Regions from separate parts of the Mus musculus genome. Here region 2 is linked to region 1. The links are chromatin contacts, found by Hi-C or POLR2A ChIA-PET in ENCODE. All regions are on one chromosome and are shown on one strand. The core of a region is the stretch at or near the end of the contact, and the rest is flanking DNA. Distances in the headings are between cores, read along the strand shown.

The links. A loop is a pair of places that touch in the nucleus more often than their neighbours do. ChIA-PET counts read pairs that join two places held with the same protein, here RNA polymerase II (POLR2A).
Region 2: a map of heart shows a loop between it and region 1 (2.0-fold over the local background). The contact joins the promoter of Stimate here to the enhancer-like site in region 1. A Hi-C loop is called at or near these places in 1 of 37 maps with a recorded cell type or tissue (heart). POLR2A ChIA-PET finds 5 or more read pairs at or near these places in 1 of 5 experiments (embryonic stem cell).

Annotation. Positions count from the first base shown.
Region 1 is chr14:30,694,373-30,697,350 of GRCm38, forward strand. No RefSeq gene overlaps it. Among named protein-coding and RNA genes, the nearest start is that of Sfmbt1, 20 kb to the right of the region's middle. Within about 2 kb of position 1,406, at least 1 of the 3 ENCODE cell types and tissues checked has a DNase peak (open chromatin) inside an H3K27ac peak, as active enhancers do.
Region 2 is chr14:30,823,838-30,827,258 of GRCm38, forward strand. It overlaps Stimate (STIM activating enhancer), which reads left to right and starts at 1,757. Exons shown (of 8, transcript NM_028839.4): 1 at 1,757-2,053. The coding sequence starts at 1,894.

The sequences.
Region 1 (2,978 bases), core at 156-2,655:
TTGGGAACATCACAAGAGGGTGGCCACCTCTGCTCAGCTGAGAAGTCGCTGGACCCGAAGCAGAAGCCTGAGCAGGCTTTATATAGGTGCTTCTTAAGGGCGAGTGACTTTCCAGGGTGGCCTAGGAGTGGTGGTAAGATTTTGTGACCTGATCTTGGGGCAAGCTCAGAGATTGGTGGCCTAATCATAGACAGCCTGTAGGGTGGAGCTTGCTGCCTGCATCTTGATGGAAATGGCCGTAAGAGTAGTCTGGGCCGTAAGAGTAGCCATCATGATTGGAATGGCTTACAATAATGTCTCTCTGGCTTGGCAAATGCCTTAGGTAGAAGTCACCTGTCTTCCCTGGGTCACTGGGGACAGAAGGTGAAAATGTCACAGCCCCAGGCCTTCCTTCCCACCAGCCTCCTACTCTGAATCTTATCCACACCTCTGTCATCTGTCACAAGGCCTGGGCTGTGGAATGAAGTTGGGTTCTCCATCAGTGCCCATCAGTGAACACTGACTAACTAAGACATGACTGCTTTACTCACATTGGGAGGCGACAAATGAAGGCATGTTTCTAGTTCCTGTCTGGGAGATCCTGGCACTCTTTCCAGTGTGTGGATCTAGTGTGGCTTCCTGCAGGCCTGCTGAGTGAGAAAAAGGGAAGTCTGGGGGAGACCAGACTTCACCCTGTCTCACACACTCCTCACTCTTAGGAACCTTCTTTGAAAATCATGACATAGTAGGTGTGATGAGCTGAGCCTCCAATCCCAGCACTCAGGAAGCGTGACAGAAGGAGGCCAGCCTAGGCTACAGAGACCCTGCCTCAGGAGAAAAAGGGTATCGTGAATGGTGATAGAGTGAACAAGGTTGCCAGAGGCCCCTCTCAGAAGGGCTTTCAGTTCTTGGGAGAGTTAGGCATCAGCTCACAAAGAGAAGCTGGCAATCCCGGAACTTCAGACTTCATGGGTAAAGGTCTAGCCCCACAACATTGTCTGCCCCACTCCTCCAGACAGAGCCTGCCTTGGGTTCCATGGGAGAAATCACAAAGACTCCAGAGAATAAGCCATTGTCGCCAGAAGACAAACAGCAGTGTTTTCCTCTGTACATACTTGGACAGAATAGAGATGTTCCTCACATAGTCTTTCTTGTTTCCCTAGCGTGTTGACATAATTTCAGAAAAAGACAGACTAGCATGGTACATCTTTATGTTCTCAAATTAGAGCTGAAGATTACTCTCTTCCCCATGTGGCCTCTGATGTCCCTAAGAGGCATGTCTGTAATGACAAGAACATGTTCTGCAGGTGTGCAGATGTCAGACCATGGGGGGCAATTGAAGGACAGAGCTGCGTACATTTGTTTCTTTTGTAACTGAGTGAAATCGTGTGGTTCTGGCTGCCAGCAGGGCTCATGGGCACAGTGCCCAAGTCCACGGGTTATTCTTGCCTCTGCTTCCTCTTGGCAATCCTTGCAACAGACCGAGTAATGGAAGGCCTGGCACTGGATGGAAGGCCACCAGAGGGTGTCCTGTTATCTTATTTCTTCTACATCATCAGTGGGAAATTAGCTTATGTTCATGTCTATATTTTCAAGCACCCATCAGGGATCTCTCTCTCTCTCTCTCTCTCTCTCTCTCTCTCTCTCTGTGTGTGTGTGTGTGTGTGTTTTTCACATTATGAAACCAGGTATATAGATAGCATACACTTCTTTTTTTTTATAGTATAGAATAGAATACAGTTTATTCAGGGCATGAGGATGGGAGGTAAAGGGGTAGTAGAGGCAGAGAAAGAGAGAGAGAGAGAAAGAGAGAGAGAGGAGGCTGGCCATGAGCATATGGAGGGAGAGGTGGGGGAGGAAGTTGGGGAGAGAGGGGATAAGGGACAAAAAGACAGAGCAGGAGCAAGAAGACAAGAGCGTAGCACACACTTCTAATCCCAACACTTGGGAAGATGAACAGGAAGTTTGTTTATAGCCTGGGCTACGGAATGAGATACTATCTCAGAACAACAACAACAAAAACAAAAAAAAAAAATCATAGAAGCCCAGGGGAGTCAGAGTTGAGCAGTCCCTCAGTGGTGGGATGGGGAGTTGAGAGCTAGTGGGCCTGTGTACTTCAAGACCAGAGCCTGGACACAGCCACATTCAAGTAGGAGTGCTAGATCAGTGTAGTGCTCACCATGGAGTCTGAATGTGTCTACGTGCTGTGCTTTTTGATGATAAGTGATGTTATCTCTTGATATTGTGTATTGCGTTATTACCTGTGCCTATGGTATGTATACATGCCCATGTGTGTGTTCACATGTATATGGATGTGTTTGTGTAGGTGTGTGTATATGGATATGCAGAGGCCAGTTGAGCTGAGGCATCTTCCCTCCATTGCCCTCTTTACTGAGGTCTCTCACTGAGCCTGGAGCTCACAGACTCAGTTCAGTTACTCTAGCCAGCCAGTTTTCCCTGGGGACCCCCTGTCTTTGTTTTCTGAATGCTGGGATTACTGGGAAGCTAAGGCTCCGAAGAGTAGAAAGATGGAGCAGAAGTGTAGAGCTAACTAAGAGATACAGTTATGGTCATGGGCTGCCTCTGACCAAGGGATGCCGTAGCCTCATGAATAGGACGTTTCACATGTAATCCCTACAACACAGAGCAGGGGCTTCTGACCTTCACGGTAGAGGTCAGGGGCAGGTTTCGTGTCCATCCTAAGGGACTAGTTGTGGTGAATCCCTCCAAACCTATTTTCTATCTCAGACTGAGAGCAAGCCAGACCTTCAGTTTGGCTTGACAGGAAGATCTGTGCTTTTCTAAAACCACCACCTAGCTGCTTTATGTTAACATGCTAAACTATCCCTACCTGACTGCCAGGATAAACTATCCCTACCTGACTGCCAGGCTGAGGCATCTCTCTAGGGTCACCTGCACCACGCTTGTTGCAGACAGGGCTGCTCTTTGTTACCTATCCAGCAGGGCTAAGCCCATTGCCAACGTGGGCGATTCTTCTC
Region 2 (3,421 bases), core at 507-3,006, 130 kb after region 1:
TCTCGGACTTAAAGGGAATGATGGGACTTTACATTTCCCTTATACGTTCATTTAGTTTCACAATCTTTTTCAATAAAAAAAACTTTAAATAAATTTACATTTCAATAAATTAAATATACATAAGTTAAAATTCAGGTAAATTTACATTTGCTGTGTGCCAAATCTGTGCCAAGAGTGAATCAACACTAGCTCTGCCTTTAGAAAGCTCATACCAGGGGAGAGACCTAGCTGTCTGAACCAACATACATACAGCTGAAAGTGCTGGTGGAGCAGAGCACACAGAAGGTGAAGGTGCAGTGGAGATGGGCAGACAGGTGGCTTGCCGCCTAGGCAGCAGCTCATGGCACAGGGCTAGAGAGTAGTATCCATACCGGTGTGCGAGGAGACGGTAAGAGAAAGGCTGCAGAATTGCATTTCCTATGGATTGCAGAGTCTATATCCCTGTTAAATAAAACAAACAAACTTTGGAAAGCATTTAGTCCTCTTTGATAATTAGAACTTCTTGAGGAAATGTCTTTAAAGTTAGTATTTATTGTTCCAAAAAGATACCTTGATGTAGGTTAGACCTGTACCATGCACATGCCCATTGACATGCAGCAGACAAGTCAGAGCTCTAGGGCACCAGCAAGAGGTGTCTAGAGAGACAGCAGAGATGTCTAGGGGTCTGGGTAGTAAGACAAACTTAAATTGGAGTCTGTGCACACCGGTGGTTTGGAGGTAAAAAAAAAAAAAAAAAGAAAGAAAAGAAACCAGACTGGGTGTGGTGGCATATGCCTTTAGAGAAAGTCGGGCAGATTCTGGGCTACATAATGAGTTCCAGATGCTGTCTCAAAACAAAATCCGTTCTATTTGTAGTTGTATCTCAGAAGTGAACAGAGCAAGGACTTGTGCATGTTGACTTTGCACTTAAACTCACCCTTTTTATAAAGCGAAAAGTGGCTGGATTGAAGTAACCATTTAAAGTGGGGGTGGGGGACAAGTGTAGTGGCACTTAACTGCAGTCCTAGCTACCTCGGAGGCTGAGGTGGAAAGATCATTTTTTTTGTCCAAAGGTTCAGATTAGCCTGGACAATTCAACAAGACCAATCTCAAGCAAAGTAGCAAAACCAGACAGACTGGTGTCACAGACCTACCTATAATTCACTTAGAGTGCGTGAGTGTGAAGATCAGGAGTTCAAGGCCATCATTGTTTCTAGGTCCTTGTTTTAAGTTTGAGGACAGGCAGGGTTAAGAAAGTGCCTGTTTCAAAACAAAACCCCCACAAATTATGTTTGGGAACAGGGATTCACCCTGGAGCTTTGAATAGTGAGTTGAATCCTCTGGCTTTTGACCATGAAAGTAGAACACTCAATCCCTGGCGTGGGAAGAAGACCTCAGACGGCTGAGACTATTGTACTCAATACCGTGCCTTAGCATAATGTTGCCTCAGGTTCTGGACTCCACTTCCGAAGTAGTGAACCGAATCTGAGGGCAGAATGTAGGAGTATTCTTAGGAAATTGTCCAGGGCATTTATAGATTTGCCTTGGAGGGGAAAGGGATTTAGCAACAGACTCCATCACTGTCCCTGACACTGCTCTCATGACCTAGAACACAGGGCTCTGGGGATTCCTTTTACACAGTCTGGCTCACCTGCTCTACCTACCTGCAGAGATTCTCCTCCAGCCCCGCCCCTAGCCCTGGCTAGAGCCCCGCCCCGGAGGGAATCGAAGCCCGCCTCACGCCTGGCTCAACCAATCAAGCTCTACGATCTCGGACGTCGGGTTACGCGCGGCGCGGAGGCGGCCGCGGGCTGAGATACCGGCACCCAGCTCCAGGTCCGGGGTCGCGGCTGGGCAGCGCGACCCGGGCTGCAGCGAGGCCGGCGGCCCCTCGCGCCCTCCCGTCAGGCCGCCATGCAAGGCCCGGGAGGGAACGTGAGCCGCGGATTGCCGAGCGGGCCGGCCTCCACGGTCGCGTCCGGGGCGGGCCGCTGTGAGAGCGGCGCGCTCATGCACAGTTTCGGCATCTTCCTGCAGGGGCTGCTCGGCGTCGTGGCCTTCAGCACATTGATGCGTGAGTCCGGGACCCCAGCCCCTCCCCGTCCCCACGTCGACCGCCGCAGTCCCAGCCCCACCCCGGGGACCCTCCTGCCCTTAGAGTTCCGGCCTGGGCACCGGGCCCTTGGGCTGCGGTGCCTCCCTCTCCCGCGAGACGGTGCTGGTTATTCGAGACTAGAAGGGAGTCCGGGACCCTGGGCTGAGAGCTTTTGGCCAGGAGTGACCCTGCCCCTCACCACCTCCACCTTAGACCTGTCTCTTGTCTGATGTCAGCCTAAATCTGGTCCCCTCCCACTTTGCCGTCGCAAATTAAGGTTACCTCACTTTTCGGTATGGACCGAGATTACCCCCCCCCCCCCATAGCTTCTTCTCAGGGGCTCCTCGTAGCCTTCCTCCCCTTGGCTCTTAGACCCCCACACCCTTAAGTGTCTGCTAGCCTAATGCTGGGCTCCTCTCTGAACCTTCACTCCCAGTGTTTGCCCTCTCTGTTGGGTGTGGGGAGACTCACCCACACCCACCTGTAGTGTTAGGGCAGTGCAGTCGGTGCTCCCACATTGCTGCGCGACCCCCAGCCCTACTCCCTCTATTGTTCAGGGAAGATCCTCTCTGACTGCCGCGGTACCCACATCCCAGCCTCCCTTTTCACCTGTTCAGCTCTGTCCTGAGCTTTCCCAATTAAGTTGTATCTGAAGTTTCCGCTTGCTGTTCTTCCAAACCACGTTTGTTATTTACATTTTTAAATTTCCTCTTTTTTCGTGAAACTCTGACAACCCTCCTGGTTGACTTGATGGAGGAGGCTAGAGGCTCCGGGAAAGTCTCAGAGGCACTTCTTGGGGAGTTTTATAGTAAAGAAGGAAGTCACAGATGGCCCTTGTTGCCCAATGGGGGTTGGAGGAAGGGTCATATTTGCCCTTGGGTTGGGAGGTTGTGCTGTTTCTCTGATGGGCACATACACACACACAGACACTAAAGGATGGAGTTCTCTTGGCACGTAGACCTGAGAGTGTCCCTGTGATGTGTTAGAGAGGAGTTATAACTAAGCTATTATATAGAGGCATTAATTCCAAAACTGACATGTTTTCACAACTGTGCTCTGTGGGCAGAATGGGGAGTTCCAGCAGGATGTAGTCTTCACTGGGGGTGGGGGTGTCCTGCTGCAGCTCTGAATGCAGATGCAGTAGGGTTATCCTTGCTTATTTATAACAAGAGGTTTCTTTGGGCAAACTCGCCCAGGCTTCAAGCGACCCTGGATAGCCCCTGATTCTGACCACTATTTCTTTATGGCTGCTTGGTTTTGAACAAGAAGTGCCCAACTTGCCACTGCTTCTTTGCCATTTTCTCTGCTGAAACTAATGTGTAGTTGTTCTCAAAATGATAGTTTGTG